Regions from separate parts of the Homo sapiens genome. Here all the other regions are linked to region 5. Evidence: chromatin contacts called from ENCODE Hi-C or POLR2A ChIA-PET data. All regions are on one chromosome and are shown on one strand. Each heading gives the region's core, a stretch centred on a gene start or an enhancer-like site at or near the end of the contact. The rest is flanking DNA. Distances are from core to core; before and after follow the strand shown. Region 1 holds the start of ZSCAN12 (zinc finger and SCAN domain containing 12). Region 2 has its middle 4.0 kb from the start of TRV-AAC1-5. Region 3 holds the start of ZBED9-AS1 (ZBED9 antisense RNA 1). Region 4 holds the start of ZSCAN23 (zinc finger and SCAN domain containing 23). Region 5 holds the start of ZNF165 (zinc finger protein 165).

The links. Hi-C counts contacts between places; a loop is a spot of excess contacts on that map. ChIA-PET counts read pairs that join two places held with the same protein, here RNA polymerase II (POLR2A). Pooled maps may share reads with other maps.
Region 1: a map of CD8-positive, alpha-beta T cell shows a loop between it and region 5 (14-fold over the local background). The contact joins the promoter of ZSCAN12 here to the promoter of ZNF165 in region 5. A Hi-C loop is called at or near these places in 4 of 168 maps with a recorded cell type or tissue (B cell, CD8-positive, alpha-beta T cell, endothelial cell of umbilical vein and 1 more), 7 of 37 single-sample maps with no recorded cell type and 14 of 50 pooled maps. POLR2A ChIA-PET finds 5 or more read pairs at or near these places in 5 of 52 experiments (H1, HEK293T, WTC11 and 1 more).
Region 2: a loop to region 5 is called in a map of CD8-positive, alpha-beta T cell, with 2.2 times the contacts of the local background. The contact joins the enhancer-like site here to the promoter of ZNF165 in region 5. A Hi-C loop is called at or near these places in 3 of 168 maps with a recorded cell type or tissue (B cell, CD8-positive, alpha-beta T cell and naive thymus-derived CD4-positive, alpha-beta T cell) and 15 of 50 pooled maps.
Region 3: a loop to region 5 is called in a pooled map, with 8 times the contacts of the local background. The contact joins the promoter of ZBED9-AS1 here to the promoter of ZNF165 in region 5. A Hi-C loop is called at or near these places in 1 of 37 single-sample maps with no recorded cell type and 8 of 50 pooled maps. POLR2A ChIA-PET finds 5 or more read pairs at or near these places in 1 of 52 experiments (MCF 10A).
Region 4: a map of psoas muscle shows a loop between it and region 5 (12-fold over the local background). The contact joins the promoter of ZSCAN23 here to the promoter of ZNF165 in region 5. A Hi-C loop is called at or near these places in 3 of 168 maps with a recorded cell type or tissue (naive thymus-derived CD4-positive, alpha-beta T cell and psoas muscle), 2 of 37 single-sample maps with no recorded cell type and 16 of 50 pooled maps.

Annotation. Positions count from the first base shown.
Region 1 is chr6:28,398,336-28,401,035 of GRCh38, forward strand. ZSCAN12 (zinc finger and SCAN domain containing 12) reads right to left here and starts at 1,412. Exons shown (of 4, transcript NM_001163391.2): 1 at 1,322-1,412; 2 at 1-138. The coding sequence starts at 70. It overlaps LOC105374998 (a long non-coding RNA gene), which reads left to right and starts at 1,484. Exons shown (of 2, transcript XR_926659.2): 1 at 1,484-1,572. RefSeq lists a silencer at 465-534 and an enhancer at 1,546-1,795.
Region 2 is chr6:27,756,078-27,758,777 of GRCh38, forward strand. No RefSeq gene overlaps it. Among named protein-coding and RNA genes, the nearest start is that of TRV-AAC1-5, 4.0 kb to the left of the region's middle. Within about 2 kb of position 1,299, at least 5 of the 41 ENCODE cell types and tissues checked have a DNase peak (open chromatin) inside an H3K27ac peak, as active enhancers do; they include CD8-positive, alpha-beta T cell, where a contact is called at or near this core.
Region 3 is chr6:28,585,954-28,588,653 of GRCh38, forward strand. It overlaps ZBED9-AS1 (ZBED9 antisense RNA 1), which reads left to right and starts at 1,425. Exons shown (of 2, transcript NR_186619.1): 1 at 1,425-1,779. It overlaps SCAND3 (SCAN domain containing 3), which reads right to left and starts at 1,345. Exons shown (of 4, transcript NM_052923.2): 1 at 345-1,345. The coding sequence starts at 764. RefSeq lists an enhancer at 965-1,841.
Region 4 is chr6:28,442,060-28,444,759 of GRCh38, forward strand. It overlaps ZSCAN23 (zinc finger and SCAN domain containing 23), which reads right to left and starts at 1,432. Exons shown (of 4, transcript NM_001012455.2): 1 at 1,340-1,432. RefSeq lists enhancers at 1,231-1,741, 1,315-1,364, 1,535-1,614.
Region 5 is chr6:28,079,176-28,081,875 of GRCh38, forward strand. It overlaps ZNF165 (zinc finger protein 165), which reads left to right and starts at 1,393. Exons shown (of 4, transcript NM_001376491.1): 1 at 1,393-1,795. RefSeq lists enhancers at 849-918, 1,719-1,838.

The DNA of each region.
Region 1 (2,700 bases), core at 162-2,661, 320 kb after region 5:
CTTCCTCTATCTTTACTTCCAAAGGTTCATCCTGGTCCATGTGGGCCTGGATAGCCCAAGTAGATGCCATTTTAGCTGTGCTAGAACTACCGGTGTTTCAAGTAAGATCTCACCTGGAAACTGTATTCCTGGACAGTCCTGAAGAATAAGCCATCATTATTAATACAAACTCCACCATAAAGTAAAACTGCAAATTCTGAGAACTTAACTATGACCTTTGAAATCTGACCTCCGGATTAATGTACAATACTTACTCAGAAAAATACTCTGATAGAAAAGACTTAAGATTAGACCGATTTAGGCCGGGCACAGTGGCTCACGCCTGTAATCCCAGCACTTTGGGAGGCCGAGTCGGGCGGATCACGAGGTCAGGAGATCGAGACCATCCTGGCTAACATGGTGAAACCCCGTCTCTACTAAAAATACAAAAAAAAAAAAAAAAAAAAAATTAGCCGGGCGTGACGGCGGGCGCCTGTAGTCCCAGCTACTCAGGAGGCTGAGGCAGGGGAATGGCGTGAACCCGGGAGGCGGAGCTTGCAGTGAGCCGAGATCGCGCCACTGCACTCCAGCCTGGGCGACAGAGCGAGACTCCGTCTCAAAAAAAAAAAAAAAGATTAGACTAATTTAAAGAGAAAGACTGAGGAAAGGTGCCAAGTTGTTTCAGGACTTAAGAGTAAGACTTGTTGGTAAACTTATTCTCATTTGGTCCTAAATGAAAGACAAATGGAATAAAACTAACATTTAGATCAAGTAAATAATAATAACAAAAGGTTAGGACATCCTTGATTAGTTACTTTTATCTTTTGAATGTCCAGATGTCTGGTGGAAACCATGAAATCACAAAAGCTACAGTCATGTAAATTTATTTCTTCAGGGACTTAATCTTTCTGCTCCTCATTCTTCATTTATAAAGTGAGAAGGCTGAAGAGGTTACTCTTTAAGGCTTCCCTCTAACCTCGTGGTCTGTGATTATAATCTGAAGTGAGGAAGGCCCAGGAAAGGGTCCCTAGGACGCCGGCGAGCGTCTGTGACCCACCACTGTCCAGAAATGTCGGTAAGCGCTGAACCCAAGGATACACAGCCCGAAGCAAACGCGGAAGGTATGGGCCTTACAGCCTGGAATTGCTGCAGAGACTGGGAGCCAAACCCTCATCCTAATGTCCCAACGCACTTTGGGGAGGGAGAGCTTCCCGCGGATCCGCCTGGGTTTGGGAGGACCGGGGTCCACTCTGCACCGGCCAGGGCCTGAGGGGCCCAGCAGCTGGAATACAGCAATCTCCCGCCCACCTGCTCGCAGCGTACAGAGCACAACATCGCTCACCTGCGGCCCCCAGGGCCAGAAGAGAACTCCCTCCTACGGAGCGAAGGCAAGAGGCCTCGAACCCTTTTGGGACCCGGAACCCATCAAAAGTGACCCACAAAGGCCGGAAGCGGCCACGGGGGGTCTAAGAACCAGCCCGCGCGGGGCGCACTTCCGCGGCCGCTCTAGGAAGGGAGCGAAAGGGGCTTTCAACTCGGTAGTGTTTCCGCGCGTCTACGTGAGAGGAAGGTTGATGGCTTTCAGGCCCGCTGGTAAATGGAACGGGTTTATCTTCTCCTCTTCTTTACCCAGCCATTGTCCACACTTCCCCCGACCCGATGGGTGGTCGAGGCTTGTAGAACTGATCTTAAGACAGGGAAATCCCTTGCGTCTCCATTCACTTTGGGATTCTGTGTCTCTGAGGTTAGAGATGCCTCAAAGGGATGTTCTCCGGGGGACCTTCCCAAATCCGCGCTTAGCGGTGGCGAAGGGACTTCTTCCACACAGACTTCTCAAGGGCCAGCCGGCTGGTTTCTGCCGGCTCTTTCGCCATCCACGATTCTTTTGATGTTCTCTTTTATGTGCTGATGTATGATTATATGTCAGAAAACCCGGTTCAATGGAAAAACTATAAAAAAAGGATAATTTAGTAAAATAGCAAGATATAAAGTTAACACACTAAAATCAACGACCTTCATATATGTGAATAATCAATGATAACGAGTTACGAGATATAATGGAAGAGAAGACCATATTTACAAGAGCAGCAAAAAAGTGAAACTAGGAATAAACTTAACAAGAAATGAACAAAACTTCTATGGGGAAAGCTTTAAAACATTCCTAAAAGGCCAAGTATACATTTAAACAAACAGAAAGCGATATGAGGTTCTTGGAAAGACTCAAAGAGGTCAGTCCTCCCTAAATACGTATGCAACTGTAGTATTCCAACAAAAATATCAACAAATATTGTTCTGGAATTAGATAAACTGATTATAAAATTCATGTGGGGAAATAAGAATAGCCAGGAAACCCATGAAAAAGAAAAATGGTGAGGGTCAACCTTATCAGATACTGGAACATACCCATATAATTTTAGTGTATTAACAGAGAGAAAGAATAGACCAGAAATGGATCCAGGTATGTAAGGATATTGAGTAAATGATGAAGGTGACACCACATATCAACAGGGAAATGAAGAACTTAGAAGTTGTGCTGGGATGATAACCGTTTGGCAAAGGTAAAACTGGATTTGTATTTCCCACCACACATCACAATAGAGATAAATTCTAAATGGATCTGAGATCTAAATATAAAAAATCCACCTATACATGTATTAGAAGAAAACATGAATAATAATTCTAACACGTGGGAATAGGGAAACATTATCTAACCATATGACT
Region 2 (2,700 bases), core at 49-2,548, 320 kb before region 5:
CAGGGCAGATCTGGCAGGGATCTTTGGAGCCAAAATATCTGAGTACAATTCCTTCCTCTGCCACTTTCTCATCATATGTAGGGTTTCAGGCAAGCTATTTGGCTTCTTCATGACTCTGTCTGTGCTGGTAAAATGGATATGGATACAGTGTGTACCTCATAGAATTATCATAAACTCAATTAAGAAAAACTCCCTGAAGTGTTTCAGACAGTGCTCAACTTACAGAAGTAGTTACTGCTTTTATTTTTAGTATTACTTTTAGCCTTGTCAAGCCTCCTGAGTCAAGATCTATCCCTGTCATTTCGGGTTTACATTTGAGCAAGTTAAGGCTTGAACAATGTGCTGAGGTTATGCTAGCTAGGAAAGGACACCACCAGGTGTGTTTGTCTCCAGAACTGGTGTTCTTGACCACCATGCTATACTAGGTAGTTTTATAAACCCCTGTTTATGACAAAAAAAGATTATAGAGAATATTATGGACCTCCTTATTTCCATGATCCTACTTCAACAATTAGTCTCTCCTCCCTCTGCCAAGCCCCCATGATAATTTAAAGCAAATTTAGACATTTTCATCTAGCAACAGCTTTTTGTGGCATTTTCATAGCATATGCTTCCATTTAACTTTGTAGTTAATGAGGAAATTTGTTGAGCTGTTCTCCCCTGGGCGGGAGAGATGCCATGCAGGGAGTCCTAAGCTTCCCATTGTCCCTCAGATCAGTAAAGAAGACCAGCCCTAAGCTGCTGACCACAGGTTCATGGGACTCTTCTGAGGGAATGTGAGGCCCAGAACTTACGCTAGTGATTCTCCAGGTGGACTATTCCTAAGATTCCTTGCCATACCCCCTTCTAGTGCAGAGGGTCTCTGGTATGGCCCACAAGTCTTAATTTTTAGAAGCTTCCAGGTGATTCAGAAGCTGAGGACCTTTGGGAAGATTTTGACAATCCTTTCATTAATGACAAATTTGTTTCATCTTAAAAAACAAAACTTCATCCTTGTATGTGTGGAGGAGGACACTATAGTGAAATTAAAGAAAAAAAAAGTCAAATTATCTGCTCCCTCCATCTACCTGAGGTTTTCTTGCTTGGCATTTGCAAAGAAATTGGGCGCATGGGTGAATACTTTGATTGCTATAAAGAGTAGAGTTTGGCCGTTGATTTTAGTACACTAAAAGTGCAAGGGCAAGAAACATACCAGCACCTTGACAGTTTCTGGGAAGAAACTTAACGGCACCTTCTGGACCCAATCTGCGTGGCGCAGTGGCCTAAAGAGGCGACCGAACCTGCATCCCTAGCTCCGCCTTCCCGGTCCCTGCACACCCCGGCAGCTTCCGCGCGATTCTTCCCGCCCCCGACACCCGCCGCCACACAAAGGCGCTGCGTCCTGGCGGCCAGCGGGGGCTTAGTCTAGGCCCGGCAGGGTTTTCTGGAAGACCAGAGGGCCACCAGGTCACCGAGGTGGGAAGTGAAGAGAGGTTCGACGCTGCCTCAGGCCTGGGCCTGGCCGGTGGGAGACACAGCAAGGACTCTGGGAGCCTGCAGAGCAGAGGCCGCCGCGGGGCCGGGCCCCCGTCTCCTCCTCAGGTCCAAGACCAGAGGGTCTGCAGGGCCCCAGAGCAGCTGGCCGCGCTCCGCTTCCCACCGCGCTCTCTGCTGGAACTCATGTGGTTGTTTATCCTTATTTTGCTAAATTTCTTTATTTGCTGTAACAGTTTGTGTGTGTGTGTGTTTGAGTGTGTGTGTGTAATTTTCAGGGTTTTCTATATATAAAAATCATGTCACGGCCAGGCTTGGTGGCTCACACCTGTAATCCCAGCACTTTGGGAGGCCAAGGTAGGAGGATCGCCTGAGCCCAGGAGTTCGAGACCAGCCTGGGCAACACGGGCAACATAGCGAGACCCTAGTCTCTAAAATTTTTTTTATTAGCCGGGCATGGTGGCAGGCGCCTGTGGTCCCAGTTACTCCGGAGGATGAGGCAGGGTAATCGCTTGAACCAGGGAAGTCGAGGCTTCAGTGAGGCATAATTGCTCTGCTGCATCCCAGCCTGGGTGACAAAGAGAGATCCCATCTCTCTCTCAAAAAAAAGTCATGTTATCTGTGAACATAGATAATTTTACTTTTTCCTTGCCAATACTGTGCTGAATAACATGGTGAAAGTGGGCACCCATTATTCCTGATTGTAGGAGAAAAATTTTCAGTCTTTCGCTGTTGAGAATGATATTAGTTGTATGTTTTTCATAATTGGGCATTATCAAGTTGAGGAAGTTTCCTTCTATTCCTGGTTTACATTGTGTGTGTGTGTGTGTTTTGTTTGTTTGTTTTGACAGAGTCTTGCTCTGTCACCCAAGCTGGAGTGCAGTGGCCGCGATCTCGGCTCACTACAGCTTAGACCTCCAGGGCTCAAGCAATCCTTCGACTTCAGCCTGCCAAGTAGCTAGGACCATAGGCGTACAGCACCACATTTAGAAGTCCCTGAGAAAATTATCTTGGAGGAAAACTCGCAAGTCCGACTATTGGTTTTCCAAGGAAGCCAGTCTCGCCTGTGAGGAGGGATCCTGCTCGCCCTGGGAGCCTACTCAGACACCATGGGGAATGGGGGGTGGGGCTCAGAGCGCGCAGGCTTGGTTTTTTTCCCCCTCCGAACTCCTGAGTTCCAGTGATCTGCCTGACTCAGCCTCCCACAGTGCTGGGATTACAAGTGTG
Region 3 (2,700 bases), core at 175-2,674, 510 kb after region 5:
GCTAATTAGTAACAGAGCCTAGATAGCTTCAAAAGACAGTAATTTTTTAAAAAAAATTTACTATTGTATATTTCTTTAATCTCATAGTCACTACATAAAATATATTTTCTACTGGTAAAAAATAGATCAAGCTTTTCCATTTGGTTAAATCATTTAATTATTTGTATCATACACAAAAACTGTTATCTCATATGCACGCATCTATTCATCTACACCAGTGATCAAATAAGAAATAATGCCCCAAACCAGGGTTTCCAACCACCAGCGCGAAATTACTCCCATTACTCCATTCTGGATCCATGCACCCAAATTCTCCACAGAAGATGGCACCTCCAATTTCTCACCTGCTGTCTAGGTTCATCAAGCTCCCTCTCCAAATCTTCCAGCAAAGTCACCACCTCTTCTCCACTCTCAGGATTATGCTCCCGCACCCAAGACTGGAGCTCCTCAGGCAGGATGGTCAGGAACTGCTCCAGCACCAACAATTCCAGGATCTGCTCCTTGGTATGTATCTCTGGGTTCAGCCACTGACGGCAAAGTTCCCGCAGTTGACTCAGAGCCTCCCTGGGCCCAGGTGTCTCCTGATAGCAGAACTGCCTGAAGCGCTGACGAGAGAGTTCCCTGGTATAAGACAAATTCCTACGTAGGGCTGATTCCTGATCCCAAGTGTGGTCTTCTTCTTTAACCTTTACTTTGATAATCTCCCCTTGTTCTTCTGGAGCCTGGCCAGCCAAGGCTGGGAAGACCCTAGAGACTGCTTCCATCCCGAGCTTAGACAGCTCAGGCAAAGGTTCTCTCCAGTTGGGGTCTAGGCAAATGGGTGATTTTACTTGAGCTCCTTTTTTGTTCTTGGTCAGGAAAGTTTTTGATATAAGAAAACACTCAACACAGGACAACTACAGACTCAGTTTAAAAGGACTTGTTTACGTGACAACACAGGGCAGTTACTCGGGCAATTCCATTGAAAGTGAAGCCATCCTCTGAAAAGACCAGAAATAGTGAGCACAGAGCGACTCACTAAAGCTTCAGGGTCACAAATTGAGCGGCAAGATACTTGCGAGACAGAAAACCGAGGTTATGACGGATACTTTGGCCCTAAATAAAGCCTGGGTGTATGAGCCTAGGCAAGGAAACGAAGATCGGAGCAGCCTGGGCGAGGGCGGAGAGGGAGAGGGGCTCACAAGCTGCCTGGGGAAGAGGCCCGATTGTCGCCGCGCACATGCACCCTTCCCTCGGCCGCAGCTCCCACCTCTGAGGAGCTCAGACCCTGTGGAACCCAGACTAGTGGGTCGAGGGAAACACTCTACAGCTCAGGTGGAGGTTCCGCAGACACACCCGCAGCTGTGCCCGTAGGTTCCGGCCGGGCCCGGTGAGCCACGCTCACTTCCGGTCCGCTCTAGGATTCCAGGTGGTGCCGTCTTCTCACTGGTTGTGCAAACACCTACGGTACCAGTAATTCTGGGGAGGCAAGTACTCTGGAAACGACGGAGAATTAACTCCGGAATTACCTAGTTATCTGGCATCACGGTGAAAAGAGTTCCACAGTGTGAGTAGTGCTGGAGTAGATGCTGCTGGTCTGTGTTTTCCTGTCACCGTGATAAACCATCGCTGGCACTCAGACCCGTGGTGCTCACCGCAGCGACCTGAAACAAAATGGAGAGGAGCATCCCTAAGGACTACCACGTCAGCGAATCTGTAGGATCGTCCCCCGCCTTTCCTCGTTAATTTCGGGCCACTTTCACCTTTCCCTTTCACCCTAAATCAGACTTAAAAAGAAATGTAAGAGTTAGTCCATTGTTTCCATTTTACGGATTAGAAAACCAAGACCACCGAGAATGAGCCTCAGTTGTTTAGTCACGGAGCACAGAGCCGTGACTAAACAACTGTGGGAAACTGGTCCCAGAAATCTAACAAAATCTGGACGGCTGATCAGCGCCTAGCGAATCACTGGAGTGGAGTAACCAGAACATTCTTTTCAAGCAGTCACTGGGTTCCTCCATACCTCTGGTAGCGCAGAGATGCCCAAGGAATATTTGTTGAATTGCTGCCTGGTTCCCTTCTCCATTCTCTGTTTCCTTCTGCTGTGGTCCTCATGTTGATTTCTCACATTTTGGCATTTCTGAGTAGAGAGTCTTTGAATAATCAGAACATCTCTTTTAGAAATCTCTAAATAAAAAAGAAATCTTACGCTTAGAGTCCGTGAATGGTCTTGAGTAAAATTCTGTATAAAATTTTTGTCTGTGTGCCTGTGTCATCCAACCCTGAAAAGATCATTTTCCCAGTCACTTTTAACGTGCTGAACTTATCTTTTGTTTCCCCCCCTAACTATCCTTTGCAATCAGGGATTCTACTACCTTTTTCTCATTCTGCAAGGCAGTGATCTCTGCCATGCTGAGCACAGTAGGCAGTTAACATGGAGTAAGCATGACTTCTAAGTCCTTTACTGACGAGCCTTACTGTTTTGTTTGTTTTGTTTTGTAGATTTGCATTTGTTAATTACTACAACAGTGATAGACACTTATAAAAAAAGTCAAATATTTAAAAAGTCAACGTGGCAAGAAGTGAAGTTTCTTCATCCTCAGTTCCATTCCTCAGAAAAATTGATGCCGAGTTTGTTGTATGTACCTCCAACCTATTTTTAAAATGTACATACAAAATTGAGTACAATATTATTATGTACAAATATAACTGAGTCACAAT
Region 4 (2,700 bases), core at 182-2,681, 360 kb after region 5:
TAGGATGGAGTTTCACCATATGGGTCAGGCTGGTCTCGAACTCCCGACCTCACGTGATCTGCCCACCTCGGCCTCCCAAAGTGCTGGGATTACAGGCATGAACCATAGTGCCAGGCCATCTGTGAATTTTAACGCAGTGATCTTGGGCAAGTTAGTTGATTTTTCTAAGCCTCAAGCTCATATATGAAATGAGGTCAACAACTGCCTTGCCAACTTGTTGAGAATATTAAATGAGATAATGCATACAAAGTGTTTTTGCACAAAACCTGGCATATAAACATGCAAATTAATCTTTTAATAAGATAATGTACAATTTTGGTACAATGGTAGTTTAATTAATAGTTGCTACTTTCCCTTAGGGCCAAGACTGTAATCTTTTTCTATTGCTCAAAGAACAAGATGAGTGGGTGAAAACATGCACACAAACCAATAAAACGGCTGTTTCATCAGGTTTGCAGAAACACTGAAAGATATACGTCTTCAGATATATTCTCTCCAATCAAATCCTAACTAGAAGCCCAGGACTACTGAGGTACAAAAGAAGGACGGGATTCAAATGAGCGAAGTAACTTCCCGGGTTATAGCTGTAAAGCTAATATAGGAACAGAGTGGAGTTAGCATAGCAAAGGTTTTAAGAAAATGGAGTCTGGAGCCAAATTGCCTGTATTTGAATCCTGCCTACACCCCTTACTCGCTCTACGACCTTGGGCAAGTTACTAACTTCATTTTCTTCTTGTATGTTAATTTTAAAAAGGGGCGGGACAGAGAGGTGGGGTGTAGTCTACATAATAATAGTGTCTATCTCATAGAGTTATGAGAAGCAGATAATATTTGTAAAGTGCTTAGAACAGTGCTGGGCTGGCACATAGTAGATGCTATTTATTCTTTTAAAAAATTCGATAGCAGCAAGAGCCTTTATACTATGTGAGTTAGACTAAGAAAGGCTGTGGCATAGTTTAAAACTATCCCTGCTCATTCTTTAAAATAAGTCCACAGTAGAGAATAAGACATCGGAAAATACAAACATTTCTTCATATCCGAATCTATTTGAATCCTAAGATGCAGATACGGAGAGTTCAGAGTGCCATCAGTACAGGGCAGAGAGGTTGAAGAGCTCAGGAACAGACATAGGGTGGGGGAAAGGGGTAGGGGCAACGACGCTGACTTTTGGTTAACAAAGCCCTTCCAGGCTGCGGAGCAACCTCCTCTGCCCTTCACCTGCCCGGCCCATCTCTGGCCAAGAAGACCCTGCCGCCAAATCCCCACACCCAGTCCAGGTCGCAGTGCACAGACTGGCCCTTCCGAAGCCCCTCAGCGGTAGCCCGACTCCGAAGCTCACCGAGGCATCCGTGAGAGGAGATGCCACCTAGCGCAGATCACATCTGCTCTGAATCCTTGACAACCGCAGCCCAAAGAATGATAAACTACAAAGGCCGGAAATGCGTCACCGCGGCCCGCTCTCCGCGAAACAGCGGTTCCGGCTGTGTTCCTTCTAGGAAGGCCGGAGGTTTCCACACCTCTGTGGTCGTCACTCTGAATCCCGTCTGTAGTCTTAAGTGAGATACTAGGTGACACATTGTCTTCCACGCGGCAATATAATAACGGCCAACATAGTGTTTTAACACGTATTAATTCATTACCCCGCATAACAACCCTGTGAGTTAGGTACAATTATCTCCATTTAACAGGTGAGGAAACTGAAGCACATTTCTACATTTATTAGTTGCCATTTCCTGCAAAGAATACCCTTTCTTTTCCCTGCCGTCTCATTTTATCACGATGAACTCATGGATTCCTTTACAAATAATTACTGTTATTATTATGTTGATGCTCAAATTATTTAAAATTTGGTCAGTTGGAGCCCTTTCACACTGCTCCCTCTCTTTTCTTTTTTTGACAAAGTCTCCAGGCTGGAGTGCAGTGGATGCGATCTCAGCTCACTGCAACCTCCGCATTCCGGGTTCAAGTGATCCTCCTGTCTCGGCCTCCTGAGTATCTGGGATTACAAGAACACACCACTATGCCTTAGTGAGGCTGGTCTTGAACTCCTGTCCCTCAAGTGATCCGCTCCCTCGGCCTCCGAAAGGGCTGGGATTACAGAAGTGAGCCACCGCACCCGGCCACAAACAGGTTTCTATGTCCTTTGATAAGTTCCCAACAGTTTTTGTGCACTTCACTTTCTCACAAAAGATATTTCAGTCCCATTTTATACTATTCCTACCCTAAACCTAGAATCACCATTGCTTCATGAAGCTACAGTACATCAGTGAAAAATGGTATATAGAAACCAAGATCTGGATTTCGGGCAATGAATAACCTCATTGCTACTGTGTCTGGCATTGGTTCCTGCCAGTCTACTGTGTCCAGAATTGGCTCCTTCCAGTGGGTTCCTGCTCTGACTTCAAGAATGAAGCCGCGGATACTCACGGTGAGCATTACAGTTCTTAAAGATGGTGTGTCTGGACTTTGTTCCTTCTGCTGTTCAGATGCGTCCAGAGTTTCTTCCTTCCGGTGGGTTCGTGGTCTCACTTGACTTCAGGAGTGAGGTCGTAAACCTTTGCAGTGAGTGTTACAACTCCTAAGGGTGGCGTGCCTGCAGTTGCTTCTTCCTTCTGGTGGGTTCGTGGTCTCGCTGACTTAAGGACTGAAGCTGCAGACCATCGTAGTGAGCATTACAATGCTTAAAAGTAGTGCAGACCC
Region 5 (2,700 bases), core at 143-2,642:
GCCCAGGCTGGTCTCGAACTCCTGAGTTCAATTAATCCTCCTGCCTTTGCCTCCCAAAGCGGGGAATTAGAAAAGTGAGCCAACACGCCCGGCCCACTAGTGTTAAAAAATAAAAACAAAAGCAATAATCTGACAGATAGAGCCAGGGAGGGCTATGAAGAGACACTTCTCAGGCTTGTATGCCTCATAAGAAAACTATCACATATGACTGCAAAACCCATCTTACACCAAAAATACCTCTGCAAGGACATCCGCCCAGCAACTGTTTGTCTAACCTCAGACTGGTGTCATCCTCGTTACCGATCTTTGTAGTCAAGAATAATGATTTCAAAACAATTAAATAATCCTCCCCATTCTTCCTTTAAAAACCTTTGTCTTCCTTTACCTCCCTGAATAGAAACATAGTTTACTCTGGCACGTCTATTCTTATTGCAATTTCCTATTCCCGAATAAACTTTTTTTTTTTTTTTTGAGATGGATCCTTGCTCTGTCGCCCAGGCTGGAGTGCAGTGGCGTGATCTCAGCTCACTGCAACCTTCACCTCCTGGGTTCAAGCGATTCTTCTGTCTTAGCCTCCCAAGTAGCTGGGACTACAGGCGCCCACCACCACACCCAGCTAATTTTTATATTTTTAGTACAGACGGGGTTTCACCATGTTGGCCAGGCTGGCCTTGAACTCCTTGTTAAATACAGTGAGTTCTAAATTTCTCTTCAAAGAATCAGTATGTCAGTATGTTCAATTCTTTGTTCTCCATTTTAAACTTTAACTTCCTCATTTTCCTCGTCTCCTTGCCTCTAGTTTCAGTAAACAACCTTTTCCACCAGTTCTAATCAGTAGTTCACATCTGTTCCCCTGGTGACCTGCTCCGTCCTGAGTCACCCCTGGTCACCTGCTCTGACCTGAGTCACCTTTAGTCACCTGTTCCGTAACCGTCCTTCCCACTGAAACTGCTCACCCTACCACTCCGGCTCATACCCCTGCTCTCTTTAAAATAGCCAATCGGAATTAACTTAGACTGTGCGGTCCAACCCTAGCCAGTAGGGGAACGACACAGCACTAGGGACTACCTGCGTCAGGGATAAGAACCCCTTCCCCTCCCTTGTTCAGGTGTGCTCTCGCCATTGCTCCATCCGTGAGACGCACCCTTCTATAGAAGTAAATTGCTTTGCTGAGAAAATGTGTGCTCGAGTGTGTATCTTTTTCTTCTTCTTCTTTTTCTGAGACTGAGTCTCACTCTGTCACCCAAGCTGGAGTGCAGTGGCGCGGTCTCGGCTCACTGCAAGCTCCGCCTCCCGGGTTCAAGCGATTCTCCTGCCTCAGCCTCCCGAGCACCTGGAACTACAGGCGCGTGCCACCACGCCCGGCAATTTTTTTTTTTTTTTTTTTTTTTGTATTTTTAGTAGACACAGGGTGTCACCGCGTAAACCAGGATAGTCTCGATCTCCTGACCTCGTGATCCGCCCGTCTCGGCCTCCCAAAGTGCTGGGACTGCAGGCGTGAGCCACCGCGCCCGGCCAACGTCATTTTCTTTTCAGGAGTCCCTTCTGTTATTTAGCAAGACACACTACTACAATGGAGAAAAAAGATGCCCCCTCCTTCAAGCCCTGAGATCTTCAGGACTTTGGCGAAAAGTCTGCGCCCGAAGAGACCCAGGAAGGATTCTTGGAATTGTAGTCCAAAGGCATCCCGCCTTCTGCGCAGACTCACAAGTCCCTGTGGACGGAATTCTTGAAGTGTAGCGCCGCTCAGTCCTTCCACCGGAAGTGTCCGATCGGAATCAGCCCTGTCCGAGAGGTGAGTCCGGGTTTGGGGATCCAGATGTCCAGCCCCGTGTCCCCCTCCAAACATCCAGTCCCTCTCATATTGCCTTTGAAATTAGCAGCCTCTGGGTGACCAGACCTTGGCCCTCAGAGGAATCCCGGAGAAAGGTAGAACCAGCTTCGGCGTTGGGAACGCAGGCGCGCTTACGCATTTAGTGAGGGTTTGGCGGTCTCCATAGTTACCGCCGCCGCGCGTGACGTCATAGTGGAGCGCTGAGGGCTTGGTGGCGTGGGGTGGGGGCTGTCCTACTGATCCTGAATTTGGGGTCACTGGTAAGAGGAGTTGCCCATTCCAGCCAGGTGGAACGGGGAGGGGTGCCACATGTCTCAGATCTGCCATTGTCTGCGAAAAGAAACTGCTGCGAGGACCATCCCCAATCCCCTGCTTCCCTTGGGAAGAGTAACCGCCGTTTTGTAGGACACTTGGGGACAACCCCGCTTGTCCTGAAATTTATTGACACGGTAAATAGTATTTCCTGTGTGCCGAGGATGCAGTTAAACCAACACTGACCCCCTGCCCTTGAGAAACACAAGGTACTATGGGAGCCTTTACCAGCATGCCCCTTGAAGTCTCTGTTCTGCTTTGTGGTCTCTACCGGATTTCCCCTGACTGTCTCCCTCTCCACCAACAAAACTCTCACCCGTCTTCCCCTCCCGCAACATGCCCACCAAGACATGTTCATCCATCAGGAGCCCTGCTCTTTAACCTCCAACTTTCTCATCATAATTAATTACTCGTTCCTCTCTGTTCTCCTAGCGTTTCTTCACACATCTGCTTACCCATTTTTGTAAGTCCTCCTAACACAATATTATAAGGCACTAGATGCTCAATCAATATTTATTAGTTTAAAGCTACCAGCTTTAGGGGGACTCGGTTTT